2 separate regions of the Homo sapiens genome follow, and region 2 is linked to region 1. Evidence: chromatin loops called from intact Hi-C (ENCODE). Cell type or tissue: endothelial cell of umbilical vein. All regions are shown on one strand. Links, peaks and the distances in the headings refer to the core of each region. The heading gives the core; the rest is flanking DNA. Region 1 overlaps CDKN2B-AS1 (CDKN2B and CDKN2A antisense cis and trans regulatory RNA 1). Region 2 holds the start of CDKN2A-AS1 (CDKN2A antisense RNA 1).

Region 1 (10,856 bases), core at 1,110-9,109:
GGCCATGGGGCAAGGTAGAGTCTGAGTACTTCAGGGAGGGTGGGATTTATTCTTGACTCACAACCACACAGATGAACCAGTCTTCATGCATTCCTTAATTTTATCTGTTGCAATGCATAAATACATTTCTATGCCATCCTCTTTTAAGAGCATTTTTCACTTTCTGCTTTTTAAAGACAGAAATAATAAGGATTTGGATTACTGAGCTCTGTGAATTGTAATATTTTTCAGAATATTATAATTGTTCATAGACCCTTGAAGGCAGAAAATGTCTAGTTCACTATTATATTTCTAGTGTCCAGTGCCTGAAACATGGTTGGTAAATATTTGTTGAATTAGTTAATAAACGTATGAACAAATGTTTTAGCCCCTAGACAGCTGGTAGAAGAAAGGGTTTAGGAAAGAAAATAGGAAAGAGAACTTCTGAAGCCCAAATTCACATTATTTATTTCTTGGCCTCTTGTGCCTACCAGGCCCAGCAGTGAATGAGCTAGCAGTGATCTCACCCGTAGAACCTGCTGGGCTAGTCCTTCAGCAAGTGAGGTGAGTCTGTCAACTCATGTAAAACATAGTAAACTTGGCTAACATATTCCCAGAACAGTGTGACTGCTCTCACCATCCAAATCTGCCCTGGTAAGCTAGATCTAATTATCCACCATGGAATTTGGCCAATTACACAGAGATTATGGTATGTTGAGAAATATGAACTTTAGCTACCCATAAATACAAGAACAGGAATCAAGGCCACTCCCTATTGCTTCTGGTGATTTCTGAAATTTTTTTCAAAACAGACAACAGTTGCTTTGGAGTCTGTGAGTTTCCTTCTCAAGTAGATGAAAACATAAGTCAAAATGCTTTAGATTTTTATGTAAAGTATCTTCAAATATAAAGAAAATAGAGTCTGTAGTGTTTTTTCAGTAAGATTTCAAATGAAGTTCAAAGCCCTAAGAAAGTGTTTTCACCTTTCAGCAGTAGATTCAGAGAGCTTAACTCTTTCCATTTACAACAGAAGGTCACCATGCACATTATCACATGTTTATGCAGTAGAACTAGACAAAGTTTAATGTTCCCTTTTATATGTTTTCCTGGTAAACAAAAATTGTCTCAGGGTTATTATGCATATATGATATTGTCAAGAAACTTTCTGGGTACTGTGGGGCAAAGTCTTCTCCATAAATAAGCTAGGGTTGATTGGAGTTTTCACTTTGAAAAATATCGCACAGGAGGATCTCAACAGCTAGACAATTTCCACAGTACATTTTATTTTTGTTCATTGTTGTTATACACAACTCTTCAGGATCACACCTACTGAAGAGGTTCAGGTACATCTGTAGCATTTGCTCTTCTCATCACTTCAGATTGTCTATTTTTCTCTCTTTTCTTTTTCTCCCAATATACTTTTCTGTTGCATTAAAGGACACCACTTTCCAACACATTTTCTCTTTATCCCAGTTTTATCTCTTACACCATCAACATTTCTGGTACATTTGTTTTCTGTTTTCATGGAAATTTTTACTTTTGCAGGCAGTTATTTAGTGAGAGAGGGAGTGGTACAAAACCACAGAAGTGACTAAGAAAAGTCAGAGAAATCAAATCTGATTCTACACGCAGTGAGCAATAGTATAATGAATGCTGGGTTGAGATGAGAAAGCCTAGAGATACATTCTGGCACCAAAGCTTACTGTGTGGCCTGGGAAGTCAGGGAACCTCTTGAGTATTTCAGTTTCCACATTTATATAATTAAGATGCTAACACTGACTGACAGAAATGTCAGTAAGATGAAATCAGACTGCATGGGAGTTTTATGTTACATTAATTTGTAAATTGTGTATCTCTGTATTCATGTGAGTGTGGCTATCATGATGTTAGACATCCAGCTACAAAGGAGGCATTCGTGCACACACACAGTCTCCAATCTTCTGTTTACCTTCTGTTTACTCCTGCCTAAACTGGACTAACTCAGGAATATCAAGGAGTTCATTCCTCAGAAGATGGAATCCATACACATGAACAATCTGACCATCTCTACTGTACCTTGCACAGCTGCTTGGCTTCATAAAACTTCTCCCAGTCTGCTTCACTGACAGTCTGATGTTGGTTATGATCTCCTTCTCAACCCACCACCCACATCTCCACTATAGTCTGGTTGTTTGTGAACATCTGGATTGAACTAGAATTGAGTAGAGTAATGATGTTTTGGAGTCAAATTGATTTGTGTTCAAACACTGGCACTATAATGAAATAGCCATGACACCTTGAACTTGTCATTTAATTTCTATGAGGCTCCATTTCCTAATTTGTATATAGATGGCACTAATATCTACACCATAGAATGCTGATAAGGAATAAGCAAGATAATACATGATCACAGGCTCTTGCCTTGATCAACAGTTAGAGTGGTGTGTTAGTCGGCTAGGACTGCTGTACAAAGTGCCACAAACTGAGTGGCCTAAAAAGAGAAATTGTCTCACAGCTCTGGAAGCTAGACGTCTGAGATTAGCAGTTGGCTGGGCCATCCTCTCCCTCAAGGCTACAGGGAAGAATTTATTCAAGGTCTCTTCCGTAGCTTCTGTTAATTTTGTGACTTTTAGCAGCATAACTCCAGTCTTCAGAGAGCATTCTCCCAGTGCATGTCTCTATGGCCAAAATTCTCCTTTTTATAAGGACACCATGATTAGGAGCTTCTCCTATGTCAGTAAGATCGCATCTTAACTAATTATATTTGCAATGACCCTGTTTCCAAATAAGGTCACATTCTGAAGCACTAGGAGTTAGGACTTCAGCATAGTCATTTCGGGGGAACACAATTCAGCCCATAACAAATGGAATGAAAAAATTTTGAGGGCCTGAAGATTTGGCAAAGTTTATTTAGGAGCTGAGAGGTCAGAAAAACCGTGCAGTGTGCCATAGCTAATTGCTCAGCCACTTCTTACTATAATCTGTTTTTTTAAGAGACTATATAAATTATCCAAATAACTACTATAAGCTGCCATTCTACTTTGATTGTGGTAATCTGTATTTTCTCATTCCAAAAATGGAGAAAATAATGCTGGCCTCTACCTCCTAGAAGCTTACAGTCAAAATATTACAACAACAATGCTATCCACACAGATGTTAAAACACAGAGTAAACAGATGTTGCGCAATTAAGACACAGCTAAAACAGGGGCCGAGTATTTATATATGGAGAATTGACTCTTGTTGCCACAGGAAGGTGAAGGACAAGAGCGAAAAGAAAAATTATACTGGTTTCATAAAGACAGGACTACTGAGGGATTTGAGGTGGTCCTTGCAGGGAGAGAACATGGGAAGCTCACAGGAAATTAAACCAGTAAGTTGACATGGCTTCCCCTGACTGAGATATTAATGATTCTAGTTCCACCGAGCAACAAAGTCTAAAGATTTGGATCCCTTTTTAATGATTCTTGGCCTTAAAAAATTAGATGTCATTTTAAGTTTTTGTCATTTTGAATATTTTTAAGGTACTGTTCCCTAGAGTTATTTAGTAAAGAAATTTCTAAATCCCTAAACCCATTTTCTAAAATTCTAAACACATTAAGAATAAATATTGACAAGGAAAAAATTTCCATGTCCTAACTGGAAATTTTCTCAGATAAATGAAAGTTAGGATCTCTTCCAGAGTAAGTTCCACTCCAATATAATCAAGTCAACAATGAAATTACTATTTCTAGAATACTTACTATGCATACACTATACCAGATATTGCTTGTAGTACAAAAGGAGATAAGCAGTTGTTTTTTAACTTTAAAAATAATTGAAACAAAGGAATACATATGCATACTTTGTCTTTACCAAATAATGGATTTTTTTCTAGACATTATCTCCGTCATTAAAAATGCATCAGCATTGTTGGTCTCTATCATTAACCTATTATCCTGTGGGTTCCTTGACAGAAGAAATTACATCTTGTCCATATCCAACTTGTTTCTTAAACATTAAAAAAGAAAAAGTAAAAGGACTGAATTAGTACAAAAGAATAAAGTTTTATTATAGTGCAAGAGCTCAAAGTAATATCCATCCCAAGTATGGATATTTAGAGTTGTTCAGATATTTGTGCTATACTCTCTTAAAAGTAAAAGATTTTTAAAAGAGGCAGCTGAGCAATTAAAGTAAGATGCACTTTGTGGTTTCTTTGAGCTCATAAATCTTGAACAGATTTATCAAATCTGCGCTGGCAAAATAGTTAAGCTTGGTAGATAATTATTTTTGAATAATTAAACGAGTAAATAATTAAATAAATTAATGAATTATACTAAAGAAATTGGAGAAAAGTTGAATTTCACCTCTCTCCTCTAGGTGGCAAACTCATACCTCCTACAGTGTTTCACATTTCCTGTCTCCTAGAACTGACATATGAAAATTGCACTGAAAAAAAAATCCATAATTTTATGTCTGTTGTAGTGTAGAAGTAAGCAAATATAAAAGTATTTTCTCCCAAAAGTGCTTCCTTCAGTTTTGTATCTTTAAGCTTCTTGTCAAGAACATTGTTTATAGCAAGTCATTATGAAATATGATTGTGTAAGTACTATAAAGAAATAAAATTGTGCAAGAGGCTTTTCAAAGCACTTGTGCAAGACTGCTTTGAGTACCTTCAGATTTTCATTGCCTACTCTTAGGAAAACATTATTTTCCCTAACTTTTATTATTATTCTCTAGGATATTCATTTTCCCCTAAATATGAAAACTAAGCCCCATATATATTTTTTTCCAGATTCACTGTGACCATAACAGATAAAATTGAATAAAAGCTTAATGTGTTATCCTCTAAATGGAATATAGAACCAAATGAGGTAAATTAATCCAAATACCTTGCTTTAATTTCCATTCACACCAAAATATGAGTTCCCTGAATGAATTAAATTATGCCCCCCAATCTCCACTACCCTTTGTGGTGACATAGTCTGTATTTTCTTATACAGGAAATATGACTGGAAAATGTCTTGAAGTGTCATGAAAGCTGAAGAGGAAAGTTAAAATTAATCTAAGAGCACACCAAACAGGAACAGCAAGTATTGAAGATGCCTGCCCTGTTTCCAGAAGTAAGAGGAGATAAGTAAAAAGAACAATGACATGTTATAGCCCAAGAGCTAAAATTAAATGCATATAAACAATTCTTGTGGAAACTAGAAGCCGATGTAGATTACGCAAACCAGGTAGAGTCTTGCCAGAACATGCCAGGAGAGAGTCACCCAGCACTGAGACATGGCTAGAGATAGAAGTGAGGTTAACACTGGGAAACTACAGAGGATTCTGCACTTGGATGGCAGCTGTTAAATTCTACATTAATACTGAATAGTATGTACTTTAAACCCCATTTTTCTTCTTTATCCCACTGAAGAAGCTGAAAGTTAGTTGTTCAGATACAGGAATCCAAATGAGAATTGCTAGTTTATGTATGATTTCTCTAACACACATTTCTTGAACAACCACTTTAGGCCAGGCCCCATAATAGAACCCAGAGTAGAATCCTTGAATAACACAAATATGAATAAGGCATGCATGATCCTTGCCATCAGCGTAGTGACGAAACCAGACATGTACACAAACAATTATATGAGGGTGGTAAAGGGAGAAGGGGAGAAAGAATGCACAGAGCCAAACTGGTACATTGATGTCAGGGTGTGGAAGAGCCACCTTTCAATCCCATTCTACATCTGGATTAATGGCAACTTGTTTGACCAGAATCTAACCACAGTATTAGTTTTGGTGGATTTTGAGTTACACCTACACAGCTGGGCCTCTAATGCAGCTAAGTAATGGAAAGAGGCACAAAGTAGATATGATCATCTATAATACCTCTCCAAAGGCATTTTAGCCTTGTTTCAAGAGATTGTTCTCAAAGGTTTGCATGAAGGCAGAGGAGTTACACAAGAAAACACCACCTGTTAAATGGACAGATGACTCCTAACTTTGACATTAGAAGGCAAACATAAATCTTTTTAAGTAAACTAATAAGCTAAAAATATATTAATAGGGGAATACAAATAAATTATAGAATATCTCACAATTTTAAAAGAATGAGGTAGCTCTAGCATGGAAGTATAAAAATATGCATAGAAGTGAAAAAAGCAGGACGAAACAATTTAGGCTGTAGACTAACTTTGTTATTTGATGCAACTTACACACTGTTGTTATACCTCTAGAATTAAAATGACAATTTTTTAAATAATTTTGGGGGGCCTAGATTTGCTATTTAACCTATCAAAGAATTGTGTCTTACAGTATTATTCAAATGTAGTGTGTAAAGACTTATACTATTGGTCCTAAGCACTACTGGTTGTTTTAGGCTTTTTCTCTTTCTCTGTAGCTACTTTGCAAGCATTATCTTCATGTTTACAGCATTCAATCTAATTAGCCCATGCACAATATAATTTCAATTCAAAAGGAGAAAAGTGAATTTTGACCCACGTTTTATTATTAAATGGATTCCCTGCCCTGTATCAGCCTAAGGTAGATCTGTTCTCATTTGTCTTTATTCTTCATGATAAGAAAGGAGAGAGAAAAAGAAAGGTGAAAAACGGGGCTCAAGAAAATAGAGGAGGGAAGGACTGATCATCCCTTCCAATAGTGGAAACTGAAAGTTGTCTGTTAACTGTAGCCCTTACATCTGTGGCTAAGCCAACACCTCAGGCCCTGTCCTGTGGCATCTCCTTCACCGTGATTGATGCAATTCTCCTTTAGTCAAAAAATTCTCTTTAATTCAGTACATGTCTACAATGACTCAGGATCCTCAGATGTGATCATGGCCTCTTCTCCTTCTAGAAAAATCTATAATGATAAAAAGCCACAGAGTCTGACTTCTATCAGGCAAACTTATCTCTGGAAACACCACAGAAAGAAAGCCAGTGTGGCATGCACAGGATGTGGCATAAACAGCCCAATAGCTCAAACCAGCCAGTGACCTTTCACAAAGAAGACAAAGGCAAATACTCGGAGAAGCAGCCAATATATTGGTGCCAACATTCCACAAGTAGAACAGATGCATCCAACCCCTCGTGGAACCACAGACCAAGCTAGGCACACCTAGACTTTCCCACTCACAGGGCCACCAGGGCTAGTCTGAATTCAAATCAATAGAAGCTTACTGCCATGGGTATAGGTGAGACCCATGTTTGACGCCAATCAACATATTCACGATTACCCAACAAGGAAAATAAACAAACACATGCACCCATATCTATGTAATTCTTTTCAAAAGAACTTGAAGTAAAGCAATAAGAACTGAGAGAGAATGGTATTAGTTCTATCTTAGTTCTTGTTGCTCTACTTCAAGTTCTTTTCAAAAGAATTAGTTTCATAATTATGAAATAAGCACCAACAAGAACTAGAATTTCAGTGATGAACCAGCAAAACAGTTCCAGCTGCCCTCAGCAGCACTTATTTTCTCTAAATACCTTAGTTAGACAACAACCTAAAAAAAAAAGATAAATGTTTAAAATAATACAGTAATGATAAGAATCATTATAGTCACCATTTATTAGGCATCTATTAGATGCCAGATATTTTGCTATATTTAGCTACATAGCTTACTCCTCATAGTAGTCTTGTGAAGCAGGTTTTATTATCCCCATTTTACATATGAGAAAACTACATCAAATCTAAATTAAATAACTTTCCTAAAACTACCCAACTAGAATGGCACAGCCATAATCAAACTCTAGTTGAACTCCTTTCACTATACCACAGGTTAGCAAATTATGACCCTTATGTCAAATCAGTCTTGCTGCCTAATTTTATTTTTAAAAGTCTTATTGGAACATAGATACTCCTTCATTCATGTATTGTCTATGGGTGAGTCTTTATTACAACAGCAGAGATGAGTAGTTGTGACAGAAACTCGATGGCCCTCAAAAGCGAAACAAGCTACTATCAGGACCTCTATAGAAAAAGTTTGCCAACCTCTACACTGTAGTATGCCTTAAGGATTTTTAGAAGATTGAGTATGATAAACACTTTCAAAGAATGATGAAATTCTGAGAAATGGGAGTTAATTGTCATCAATTTCTTTGTTAACAGCTACACTAAGACATTCTGTCCAAAACCAAGTTGGAGAAAGAATAGTTGCGTTTCAGAATACAAGAATTTGAATTTTATTGACTACTTCATCTCTTCCCTAATCCTAACTCGGGCTTCTTTTCACCTCAATTTCTCCCAGGATATCTCACCAAAGTAAACACCTAAGGCAGAAAGTCAGGGGGGAACACAATGAAAAAGTAGTGCTATAGCTTCACAAAACTTTTAATTCCATTTTCATTTCTACCACCTATCATAGAGGCACCCCAAAAAAGAGACATGCCAAACTTCAGGGTTTAATTAGTTTAGGCAAGTCTGGGTGGGTGAATTTATAGACCAGAATAATAGAATTTTAATATGGAAAGCACATAAAGTAATAACCAATTGAGAACCAGGTAACAACAAAGAAGAACCTTCTCTTATCTATCCCACCACATGTTCAACATGATCTGGCCTAAGGCCACATTGTATCTGTATCTATTCACCATCTTTCATATATTCATTAACTTCATGTCTTTTATCGAAGTTACACCTTTGATTTTTTAAAAAGCATGGTTTGGGGAATCAAGCATACTTGGGTTCAAACCCTGCTGTAGCCACCTACTACTTGTATAATCTTAAGCAAGTCAGTAAACCACTTTAAGCCTCAATGCAATATAAATGTAGTTGGTTTTTCATTGAGTATAAAGAAACTGGAATGAGATAGCACATTCAGTGCCAACAAAGCATCTGGCACGTAGTAGGCACTCTGTCAATAGATGGCAAACACCAGCGTTATTCTTACAAAACAGGTGAAACTGCATCACCTCAGTCTCTTCTTGGACCAACATCAGCAGGTGTTAATTGTTGGAGCAAGTGGCATCTCACTACTCAAACTATGGATGATAATCTGCTGGCTGCATACTGTATAGGAAAAGCATTTTTACCTGAGAAAGATAACTTTCAACTTTCTAATCTAGCCTTGTACCAGTTGCAAATAATTGTTATTATATGTTATGCTTTATAGACAGCCTTGTTTTTAATTATGAGGTTTTTATTGGAGTGGCAGGTTTCAGGGTAAGTCTGCCATCTGACTTGCCAGTACTTGTTAAAAGTTTTTATAGTGTGACTCATTTACATATGCATGTGTATGTTTAGGTGCTATTATTAAATTTTGCTGGCATATAGTGAGGAAATTGTGATTCAAATTCGTCCGTATGTACTCCTCCCCCACCATCTGCTCTGCCCCTCCATTTACCAGAAGGCTAGCTTTAGCTACTTGTGCATGTAAAACAGAAGCAAGCAACACTGTGAAAGTGAAAATCTTTTAGGTAGTGTAGTGCAGCGGTGGTCCCCAACCTTTTTGGCACCAGGGACTGGTTTCGTAAAAGTCAATTCTTCTGCAGGTGGGTGGGGGGTGCTCTGGGTTGAAACTGTTCCACGTCAGATCATCAGCCATTAGTTAGATTCTCATAAAGGGCGCACAACCTAGATCCCTTGCGTGTGCAGTTCACAATAGGGTTTGTGCTCCTATGAGAATCTAATGCCACTGCTGATCTGACAGGAGGCGGAACTCAAGCAGTAATGCTTGCTCACCTGCTGCCCACCTTCTGCTGTGCAGCCTGGTTTCTAACAAGCCACAGACCAGTACAAAATTAAAAACACTGGGCATGAGGAAATAATATTCACGCTTTAAATTGTCTTTTCTATTCACTACACTAGGGCCACAGTCTGTGGCCTAGGGGTTGGGGACCCCTGGTGTAGTGAAGAGAAAAGACAATTTAAAGCATGAATATTATTTCCACATGCCCAGTGTTTTTAATTTTGTAGAGGGAATCCCTGCAGGAAAAATCATCTTCACATCCAAGACAGCAAGTGGTATTGATGACAGATCAGTGCTATAAATTGCCTGTGGAAGAAAAGAGAGAGAGAGAAAATGAGTGTACAAACAAAGCTCTTTAAAAGAATAAAGACACTCCCATAAATAAAAAAATGAAAACTCAAAATGGCATGGACAACAATGAATAAACTCCACAGTGATTCAATAATACCAACAGCCAAGCCTTTGTTGAGCACCTTCTACAGATGCACCTCAGGCATGAAGCCCTAGGCAGCACACTGTGGATACAAAGTATAAATAATGACATTTTGTAGATACAGACATTGCTTTTGTGTTTCCAACTGCTCTATTAATTTAAAGTACGGAAAAAGTAGAAGGAATGAAGGGAAGGAAGGGAGGAAAAGGGGAAAGGAGAAAAATGGGAGAATAAGAGAAAAAGAAAAGGTGTCCAGTGTTAGAAGTCACAATTCTATCAGAACTCCAAGTGCCTGGGGCTCACAACCACATGATTCTACCTCCACTGAATCACTTCTGGAATGACTTTTGTAGACTTATGTATAGCTGAATCACAAATGACCATTCTCCCCCCAAAAAAAACCTCATAGCTTAAAACACCCATGAATTCTGAGAATAGCTCTGCTTCACAATCTCTCACAAGACTGCAATCAAGGTGTCTACCAAGGCTGGGGGCCTCATCTGAAATCTCCCTTAGGGAAAGATTTGCTTCCCAGCTAACACAACTGGCTGTTGGTAAGATTCATTTCTTTGAGGGATATTGAACTGAGGGCATCTGTTTACTGCTTGCTGTTGGCCAGAGGCTGCCCTCAGGTCCCTGCCATGTGAGCCTCTCTTCTGTGGCAGCCTGCTTCATCAAAACCAGCAAGAGAGGAAGTACTCTGGCAAGACGGAGGTCGCAATCTTCTGTAAACTTATCAGAGAGGTGACCTCTACTCTACTACCATATTCTATTGGTATGAGCAAGATACTCAAGTGGAGGGGATTAC
Region 2 (10,856 bases), core at 1,157-9,156, 72 kb after region 1:
GATGATCTGAGAATTTGTACCCTGAGAGCTTCCAAAGCTCAGAGCATTCATTTTCCAGCACAGAAAGTTCAGCCCGGGAGACCAGTCTCCGGTCTTGCCTCAGCTCACGCGCCAATCGGTGGGACGGCCTGAGTCTCCCTATCGCCCTGCCCCGCCAGGGCGGCAAATGGGAAATAATCCCGAAATGGACTTGCGCACGTGAAAGCCCATTTTGTACATTATACTTCCCAAAGCATACCACCACCCAAACACCTACCCTCTGCTAGTTCAAGGCCTAGACTGCGGAGCAATGAAGACTCAAGAGGCTAGAGGTCTAGTGCCCCCTCTTCCTCCAAACTAGGGCCAGTTGCATCCACTTACCAGGTCTGTTTCCTCATTTGCATACCAAGCTGGCTGGACCAACCTCAGGATTTCCAAACCCAATTGTGCGTGGCATCATCTGGAGATCTCTCGATCTCGGCTCTTCTGCACAACTCAACTAATCTGACCCTCCTCAGCTAATCTGACCCTCCGCTTTATGCGGTAGAGTTTTCCAGAGCTGCCCCAGGGGGTTCTGGGGACATCAGGACCAAGACTTCGCTGACCCTGGCAGTCTGTGCACCGGAGTTGGCTCCTTTCCCTCTTAAACTTGTGCAAGAGATCGCTGAGCGATGAAGGTAGAATTATGGTCCTCCTTGCCCTTGCCTTTCCTTTTTGTGATCTCAAAGCATCCTCCCTCCGCCCCCATTCCATGGCCCCAGTTCCCTACTCCCACAGCTGTCTGCTGAAACTGCCAACATTACTCAATTGTTTCTGGGGGGAGGAACATTTTTTTTTGAAACAAAATAGATATATGAAACAGTACACGGGAATTAACACGAATATTTAAGGTAAAACATGACCTTGAAGATTATGAAATCCATCTTATTTTGGCCCAGAACGGGGGCATTGGGCTCCTTGGGCCATAGGGGAGCTGGGGAGGACAGGGTGAAGAGTTAGCTCTAAGCCCTCTGCTTGGAGATGCTGTAAATACAGAACGCAAAATCACCTTCGAAGTTAAAGACGCGAAGTTCTTCTTTACTCGGCCCCTCCTCCCCTCCCCCCCGCCAATTCCCTCCAGTTACAGCTAGCATCCAGGTCCCGGGAGGTGAAGAAGGAGACTTCGGCTCCAGTTACAGCTAGCATCCGGGTCCCGATTTAGAAGGAGCTGCCAATTACAGCGCGGTTCCAGGGCTGAGCAAAAAGCCTGAGGAGCCAAGTGGGAGAGGGAGTAAAACTACTGAATTGGGCCACAAGCAAATGAATAAACTGAACGACTCTTAACCAAACCTAATATATTTAATCCAAACACACAAGTCTTTCATTTCTTCCCTCCTCCCTTCCTTCTCTTACTCCCCAACACCCCCTCTTCAAGCACAATTAATTATATGGTTAGATTCTACTGCGTGATCAGCCCTGTTCTAGGTGGTGGGCACGCCAAGGTGAATGAGACCAAACAAGAGTCTTGCCCTCATGGGGTTTACATTTGGAGACAGAGTCGATCTGTTGCCCAACCTGGAGTGCAGTGGCGCGATCACAGCTCACTGCAGCCTCAAACTCCCTGGCTCAAGGGGTTCTCCCACCTGAGCCTCCCGACTAGCTGGGACCACAGGTGCACGCCACGACGCCTGGGTTTGTTTGTTTGTTTAATAGAGACGAAGGTCTCACCATGTTATCTGGGCTCAAGCGATCATCCCCCCTCCTCCTCCTAAAGTACTGGGATTACAGTCCCAAGCTATCTTGCCCGACCTGGGAAACAGACGTTAAGGAAGATAACAATCTATTTTCAGAGAGCGAGTTTATAAAACCAATGCAATGGGTAAATATGAAGTGTGAATAGGAGGAGAAGCTAAAGAGTGGTCGGAGAATCTAATGCAAGCTACGGGAGAAAGAAACTCAAGTGCAAATGCTGCCTCAGGAATAAACGTAAAAAGAGACTTTCAAGTGCAAATGCTCCCTCAGGAATAAAATAATCTTGAGACTCTCAAGTGTAAATGCTGCCTCGGGAGAACCGAACGGCGAGCTGGAGCCCATACGCAACGAGATTAGAGAGGAAGGCAGAAGCCAGAGCACATGAATAAATGAGCATCCATTTTGTTTCAGAAATGATCGGAAACCATTTGTGGGTTTGTAGAAGCAGGCATGCGTAGGGAAGCTACGGGATTCCGCCGAGGAGCGCCAGAGCCTGAGGCGCCCTTTGGTTATCGCAAGCTGGCTGGCTCACTCCGCACCAGGTGCAAAAGATGCCTGGGGATGCGGGAAGGGAAAGGCCACATCTTCACGCCTTCGCGCCTGGCATTGTGAGCAACCACTGAGACTCATTATATAACACTCGTTTTCTTCTTGCAACCCTGCGGGCCGCGCGGTCGCGCTTTCTCTGCCCTCCGCCGGGTGGACCTGGAGCGCTTGAGCGGTCGGCGCGCCTGGAGCAGCCAGGCGGGCAGTGGACTAGCTGCTGGACCAGGGAGGTGTGGGAGAGCGGTGGCGGCGGGTACATGCACGTGAAGCCATTGCGAGAACTTTATCCATAAGTATTTCAATGCCGGTAGGGACGGCAAGAGAGGAGGGCGGGATGTGCCACACATCTTTGACCTCAGGTTTCTAACGCCTGTTTTCTTTCTGCCCTCTGCAGACATCCCCGATTGAAAGAACCAGAGAGGCTCTGAGAAACCTCGGGAAACTTAGATCATCAGTCACCGAAGGTCCTACAGGGCCACAACTGCCCCCGCCACAACCCACCCCGCTTTCGTAGTTTTCATTTAGAAAATAGAGCTTTTAAAAATGTCCTGCCTTTTAACGTAGATATATGCCTTCCCCCACTACCGTAAATGTCCATTTATATCATTTTTTATATATTCTTATAAAAATGTAAAAAAGAAAAACACCGCTTCTGCCTTTTCACTGTGTTGGAGTTTTCTGGAGTGAGCACTCACGCCCTAAGCGCACATTCATGTGGGCATTTCTTGCGAGCCTCGCAGCCTCCGGAAGCTGTCGACTTCATGACAAGCATTTTGTGAACTAGGGAAGCTCAGGGGGGTTACTGGCTTCTCTTGAGTCACACTGCTAGCAAATGGCAGAACCAAAGCTCAAATAAAAATAAAATAATTTTCATTCATTCACTCATTTATTGTCAACATTTATTGAGCACCTATTACAACAATTTCATCGCATGGAAGACAGCATCGTTTCTGACACTGTTGTTTCATGTATCTCTTAGAAAAACGCTGCTATTAGACATCTAACACTATTTATCTTGAGGTGATAAAATATCAAAAGCCGTGTCTCAAGATCGATGAAATGCGGTTAAAATGATGAATAGAAACTCTAGGGGGACCTCATATCGATAGACTCGAGACTGGCACATCTGGAGATCCGTATTTATCCGGCTTCCCCTTCCAGATCACGCGAGGTTTGGGATATTTTGCTCACCAGGCCTCAGCCAGGTAACTGAATCCAGCCAACCCTGGCCCATAGTCTCGGAATCCGACTCGGCTCCCAGTCCCCGCCTCGGCGTTCTGAGACCCCCAGGCTGGGGTTCCAGAGGGCTGTGAGGTTGCGAATGACTGCTGCCAAACCGGAAGGAACTCTGCGGTTCTCTGCCACAGTGGGATTGTTGCAGGCACGCGGCTCAGACTTCACTGAGGTTGGGAGATGCTCCTGTCCACGCTGCCTCATCCCGTGCTGGAGCACTGCACCTCTATTTTTTTTTTTAGGGTACACGCCACATAACATAAAACTAAAAATTTTAAAGAGTAGAATTCAGTGGCATTTAGTACAATGTTATGCAACCATCACTCCTATCTAGCCCAAAACATTTTCGTCAACTGCATAGGAGGCCCCATTAAGCATACCTGTTAAACTCTTCTTGCCTCCAACTCCTGGCAACTACAAAACTCCTTTTGTCTCTATGGATTTACCTATTCTGAATATTTCTTATAAATGGGATCATACAATATGTGACCTTCCGTGTCTGGCTTCTTTCACCAAGTGTAGTGTTTTGGGGGTTCATTCCTGCTGCAGCATGTATCAGTACCTCATTTCATTTTATGGCTGAATCATATTCCATTGTATGAATATACTGGAAATTGCTCGTCTACTCATCCAGTGATGAACATCGAGTTGTTTTTTGGCTTAAAATTATTCATAGTGTTCTCATATAAATATAAATATGTAATTATTATTTTTATCCATATTTATTACATTATTTATATTTTTATATTTTTATTGTATTATAATAATTTTATAATATTATACTATGATAATATAACAGACTGACTCCTATGGTCTGTCAGTGTGCTCTTCCACTGGCGTGCTCCCTTCCGCTGGGGTGCCCCGCTCCACGTCCAGTTCCTCCGATGAGTTCCTCTGGACATAGAGCCGCTTGTGTGTCTGCCTGCTAGGGTCTCAGGGTTTTCATAGGCAAAGGATGGGGGCGTGGCGGGACAGGGTGGTCTTGGGATATGCAACATTTGGGCGTGAAGGAAGGAGTGCCTGTCCTCACCTAGGTCCAGTGGGCACAGGCCCAGGGGAGGGCCCTTACCAGGGACCCGCCTTTGTCTACCCAACACTTCCCTGCCCCTCTTCTCTATCATTGCGTTTCAGTTACCTTTGCCTTGGTTCAGCACTCACTTGGTTGCTGTAAAACTTTCTTACTGTTTCCCAGAGTTCCCACGAAGTCAATTCTGGCAGCTTTTGCTTATTTTTCTGTGTTTCTATATAGGAATGGGCCCTGCGAGCTCACTACTGTGCCACTTTTGCTATTATCTTTTGTTGTTGTTGTTGTTCAATTTGTTTTGTTTTAGGGCAGGATGGTCAAATGCTTATGATGTGCCAATTTCCTGCCTCCATATATCTCCTGTGCCTGGTACGCAGTGCCCATGCCCGGCATCCTCACTTTCTGGGCATCTGTCTGTCAACATTTCTCTGAAGCTCGCTAGCTCTACCACTCAGCTGTCCCCCTGAAAATTTTCTCCACCTTCCCCCGCAGCTGTAGGAAGCTCACCTTCCTCCTTACCCTTCCTCAACCCCACTCCTGTTCTCTCCCTTTTTCCCCCTTCCACCCCCATTTCCCCGACTTCTGCTGGGGGTGGGAGGGATAACCGATTCACAGACATTCCCCTCCCCCTCGCCGCTTCTCGGGAGATTGCTGGTTCGCAGTCCTACGCTCCACTCGCCAGCAGGCTCCGCTGTGGTGTGAGCACCTCCGGGAGCGCAAAGGCGTCCGCTTTGAGGCACTGGGCCTCGGGCCAGGCAGAGGCTATCTCCGGGACCCTTTTATGGAGATCTGCTGTTAAAGCCCACGCGTGTTTCCCGAGCACACTGAGCACACGCATACTGGGCCTGACGACTCCAGGGAGGGACCTGCTCCGGAACCGCGGACTAGACCCGGGTCCCAGAACTACCCGTGGAGGAGGCCGCAGTAACCTCCGAAGCAGGCTGAGAGACTCGGGTGGGCTTTCTCCAGTGAAAAAAAAGAAGCCAGAGGGGAAGGGTAGATGGAGCAGGAAAGAAGGACGGATTCTAAGCATGGCTGTTCGAGGCCCTGAGGCTGCAGAACTGACTGCGGGACTGCGGTTTGGAGGCGGGGACTTTCCAAAACCACGGACGAAAGAAACCTCCCAACCAACCGATTAAGCACGGGGGCTGTGGAGCAGAAGGGCAATAAAAGGCCCTGCCCACCGAAACCTGTAAAAGTTTCCTTTGTAAGCACGCGTCACGAGCGCGGGTGACGAGGCCCAGGCGCGCCCGGGTGCGGCGACCTCGGAGCCCGCGGGACGGGAGAGCAGCCCTTCCTTTGGCCGGGCCTCCAGCACCAAAACTGGCTGGGATCCTTCCTGGGGCCCACGCCAGTGCCACACCCCAAGTACTCTGGATGCAGGCCAGGTGGGAGGGTCTTCACCTCCACCTCCTTCCAGATCTCACGTGTCTCATTTACGTAATAAAGTTCAGGAAATAGCAGAAAACAACTTTTTTTTTTTTTTTTTTTTTTTTGAGACGGAGTCTTTCTCTGTCGCCCAGGCTGGAGTGCAGTGGTGCGATCTCGGCTCACTGCAACCTCCGCCTCCCGGGTGCAAGCGATTCTCCTGCCTCAGCCTCCTCAGTAGCTGAGATTACAGGCGCCCGCCACAACACCTTTTTAGTAGAGACGGATTTTCACCATTTTGGCCAGGCTGATCTCGAACTCCTGACCTCAAGTGGTCCGCCCTCCTCGACCTCCCAAAGTGTTGGGATTACAGGCCTTAGCCACCGTGCCGGTCCAGAAAAGCACATTTAAAAACTACAGATTGATATCCTTGTTGGGCATTGATGCTAAAATCCTTAACAAAATACTAGCTAACAGAATCCAACAACATATCAAAAAATAATCCACCATGACATGATCAAGTGGGTTTCATACCAGGAATGTAGGGATGATTTAACATATGTGATACACCACGAAAACAGAATTAAAAACAAAACATCACATGATCATCTCAATAGATGCAGAAAAAGCATTTGACAAAATTCAGCATCCTGTTATGATTAAAACTCTCAGCAAAATTGGCATACAAGGGACATACCTTAATGTAATAAAAGCCATCTATGAAAACCCACAGCCAACATAATACTGAATGGGAAAAGTTGAAAGCATTTCCTCTGAAAACTGGAACAAGGATGCCCACTCTCACCACTCCTCTTCAACATAGTACTGGAAGTTCTAGCCAGAGCAATCAGATGAGAGAGAAAAATAAAAAGGGTATCCAAATCAGTAAAAAGGAAGTCAAACTGTCACTGTTTGCTGATGATATGATCGTTTACCTTGAAAACCCTAAGGACTCCTCCAGAAAGCTACTAGAATTGATAAAAGAATTCAGCAAAGTTTCTGGATACAAGATTAGTGTATACAAATCAGTAGCTCTTCTATACACAAACAGCGACCAAGCAGAAAATCAAATCAAGAACTTAACCCCTTTTACAGTAGCGGCAAAAAAAAAAAAAAAAAAATCAAATCAAATCAAATACTTAGGAATATGCCTTACCAGGGAGTCAAAAGACCTCTACAAGAAAAACTACAAAACACTGCTGAAACAAATAATAGACAACATACAAATGGAAACATATCCCATGCTCATGGATGAGCAGAATCAATATTGTGAAAATGACCATACCGCCAAAAAAATCTACAAATTCAATGCAATCCCCATCAAAATACCACCATCATTCTTCACAGAATTAGAAAAAACAATTCTAAAATTCATATGAAACCAAAAAAGAGCCTGCACAGCCAAAGTAAGACTAAGCAAAAAGAACAAATGTGGAGGCATCATGCTACCTGCTTTCAAACTATACTATAAAGGCACAGTCACCAAAACAGCATGTACTAGTATAAAAATAGGCACATAGACTGATGGAACAGAACAGAGAACTCAGAAATAAACCCAAATACTTACAGCCAACTGATCTTTGACACAGCGAACAAAAATATAAAACGGGGAAAGGACACCCTTTTAAACAAATGTTGCTGGGATAATTGGCTAGCCACATAATAGGAGAATGAAACTGGATCCTCATCTCTCACCTTATACAAAAATCAACTCAAGATGGATTAAGGACTTAAACCTAAGACCTGAAACTATAAAAATTCTAGACGATAACATTGGAAAAACCCTTCTAGACATTGACTAGGCAAGGATTTCATGACCAAGAACCAAAATGCAAATGCAATAAAATCAAAGGTACGTAGCTGGGACCCAGTTAAACTAAAGAGTTTTTCCACAGCAAAAGGAACAGTCAGCAGAGTAAATAGACAACCCACAGAGTGGGAGAAAACCTTCACAATCTATGCGTCTGACAAAGGACTGATATCCAGAATCTACAATGAACTCAAACAAATCTGTAAGAAAAAAAAACAAACAATTTCATCAAAAAGTGGGCTAAGGACATGAAAAGACAATTCTCAAAAGAAGATATACAACTGACCAACAAACATGAAAAAATGCTCAACATCACTAATGATCAGAGAAATGCAAATCAAAACCACAATGCTATACTCCTGCAAGAATGGCCATAATCAAAAAATCAAAAAACAGTAGATGTTGGCATGGGTGTGGTGAGCAGGGAACACCTTTACACCACTGGTGGGAATGTAAACAAGTACAGCTACTATGGAAAACAGTGTGGAGATTCCTTAAAGAACTAAAAGTAGAACTACCATTTGATCCAGCAATCCCACTACTGGGTTTCTACCCAAAGGAAAAGGAATCATTATTTGGAAAAGATACTTGCATACGCATGTTTATAGCAGCACAATTCACAATAGCAAAATCGTGCAACTAACCCAAAAGCCCATCAATCAATGAGTGTATAAAGAAACTGTGGTATATATATATATATATAATGGAATACTACACAGCCATGAAAAGGAATGAATTAACAGCATTTGCAGTGGCCTGGATGAGAATGGAGACTACTATTCTAAGTGAACTACCTCAGGAATGGAAAACCAAGCATTGTATGTTCTCACTGATATGTGGGAGCTAAGCTATGAGAATGCAAAGGCATAAGAATGATACAATGGACTTTGGAGACTTACGGGGAAGAGATGGAGGGGGCGAGGGATAAAAGACTACAAATATGGTTCAGTGTATCCTACTCAGGTGAAGGGTGAACCCATATCTCACAAGTCACCACTAAAGAACTTACTCATGTAACCAAACACCACCTGTACCCCAATAACTTATGAAAAATAAAAAAATAAATAAATGGGCAGCATTTGCTATCCTATGAAATTGGAAAAAATAGAACAAAATAAATGGATACATCATCATTTCCCTTTTCCACTATTTGAACTGTTCTTTGAGTGAGTTGTCTTACAACATTTCAGTAGTTTTTTCTGAATTCTCAACCGTCTCTCAAATAGCTAACATCATAATTGACTGTTGCTACAATTCTATCTATAGACTGTTTGGTCTTAGAGAACTATTTCTCTAGGGAATAGAAGCCAAAGAACAGATCAGAGAACATTGCTGTTACATATTCTGTCTATGGATTACTATTTGAGATTAAGTTGTTACCTCCATTAATATCTTTAAGGCATTTCTGAAGAAATTGAAAATAAGCATTGCGAAATCCCTGTCTTGATTCAGAAGGATAATGTAGCTGCCCCAGAGCCTGTTTGCATTCATTACTAAAAAAAGATGTATGAAATCTGGAAGGAAGTAATGCGCAGAGCTCTAACTCTGTAGGTAATATTCTCATTCCTTACTTCATTCAAGAAATAATCAGTGGCCACCTACTGTGTGCCAGATATTGTGCTAGGTAATAACAGTAAAGGACTAAACGTCTATCTCAAAGGGAAGATAAAACAAAAGTATGAAGTACTGGTGTTGTTTATAAACTTTTCAATGTTCTGTTCTAGATGCTACCTTCTGAGAGAGTCTTCCCCATGGCATGGAGAAAAATTTATTAAGACTAAATCCCTTCTGTTCCCCTAACTAAGAAGAGCCTTCGTGATTTGGTAGAGTGCCAAAAAGATTTAAAAAACAAATTGGGCTGGATGCGGTGGTTCACGCCTGCAATCCCAGCACTTTGGAAGGCAGAAGCGGGTGGATCACATGAGGTCAGGAGTTCGAGATCAGCCTGACTAATATGGTGAAACCCCATCTCTTCTAAAAATACAAAAATTAGCTGGGCGTGGGGGCACTTACCTGTAATCTCAGCTACCCCAGAAGCTGAGGCAGGAGACTCGCTTGAACCTGGGAGGTGGAGGTTGCAGTGAGCAGATTTTGCAGCATTGCACTCCAGCCTAGGTAACAAGAGTGAAACTCCATCTCAAAAAAAAAAAAAAAAAAAAAAAAAAAAAAAAAAAAAAAATTGAATAGCTCTACCCAGAAAAAGCTGGGAATAAGTATCTTCTCATAACTGGAGGTGGGGAGAAAGAGAAATAGTACTCTCCCAATTATAAATCATTTAATAAAATAATTTTCGATGTTAATGACTTAAGTGAGAAAACTGTTGATACAGATGAGATTTGAAGTTAGCAGCCCAGGAATTAAATTTTAGGATCCTTCTACCTGTCAACCTCTACGTCATCAAGACTGATTAACTGCTATCTTCTTTTAAAGCTAACATTAAAGCTAATTTAACATGTGGAATGTTTTTATTAATTACCATACTTTCAAGCTTTAGATAGGAATAGTAAAGCAAAACAGATTTGACCTCTAAATCAAAGACTTTATGGATGGGGAACTGAAGAAATAAGTATTACAAAGCTGAATAATAATCAAAAAAAGTGTTTTCTAAGGACCATTGAAATGAGAGTCATGAAAAGAGCAAGCAGAGAAATGGAATGTATTTCACGTTGTTAGGGAAAATACCTCAAGGAAGTAGTTTACAGGCAAGTGAGGTTGTCCACTGGGTACTACCACAGGACCAAAGACGAATACTTCAAGAAAGTGCAGTCAGAAAGTGACCCAGTGTGTCCGGAATTGGTGGGTTCTTGGTCTCACTGACTTCAAGAATGAAGCCGCGGACCCTCGCGGTGAGTGTTACAGCTCTTAAGGTGGTGCGTCTGGAGTCTGTCCCTTCTGATGTTCAGATGTGTTCGGAGTTTCTTCCTTCTGGTGGGTTCGTGGTCTCGTTGGCTCAGGAGTGAAGCTGCAGACCTTCGCCGTGAGTGTTACAGCTCTTAAGATGACGCGTCTGGAGTCTCTCCCTTCTGATGTTCAGATGTGTTCGGAGCTTCTTCTTTCTGGTGGGTTCCTGGTCTCGCTGGCTCAGGAGTGAAGCTGCAGACCTTCGCGGTGAATGTTACAGCTCTTAACGCAGCGCGTCTGGAGTTGTTTGTTCCTCTCCATGGG

Evidence for each region. Hi-C counts contacts between places; a loop is a spot of excess contacts. Peaks named below come from ENCODE experiments on the same cell type or tissue, not always from the same donor. Only the 100,000 strongest peaks of a DNase experiment are listed, where the experiment ranks them.
Region 2: a loop joins it to region 1, with 3 times the contacts of the local background. A loop is called at or near these places in 2 of 110 quality-filtered maps.

What each region holds. Positions count from the first base shown.
Region 1 is chr9:22,031,739-22,042,594 of GRCh38, reverse strand. CDKN2B-AS1 (CDKN2B and CDKN2A antisense cis and trans regulatory RNA 1) reads right to left here. Exons shown (of 19, transcript NR_003529.4): 3 at 9,609-9,921. Among named protein-coding and RNA genes, the nearest start is that of CDKN2B, 28 kb to the right of the region's middle. In endothelial cell of umbilical vein, for the core only: a CTCF peak has its summit at 4,333 (motif pointing right); a DNase peak (open chromatin) is centred at 4,444.
Region 2 is chr9:21,960,037-21,970,892 of GRCh38, reverse strand. It overlaps CDKN2A (cyclin dependent kinase inhibitor 2A), which reads left to right. Exons shown (of 3, transcript NM_000077.5): 3 at 2,651-3,141. The coding sequence ends at 2,664. It overlaps CDKN2A-AS1 (CDKN2A antisense RNA 1), which reads right to left and starts at 3,754. Exons shown (of 1, transcript NR_024274.1): 1 at 3,139-3,754. RefSeq lists enhancers at 1,088-2,001, 7,840-7,984 and a cis regulatory region at 7,912-7,914. In endothelial cell of umbilical vein, for the core only: a CTCF peak has its summit at 5,188; DNase peaks (open chromatin) are centred at 2,292 and 5,202; H3K4me3 peaks cover 722 bases; H3K27me3 peaks cover 4,659 bases.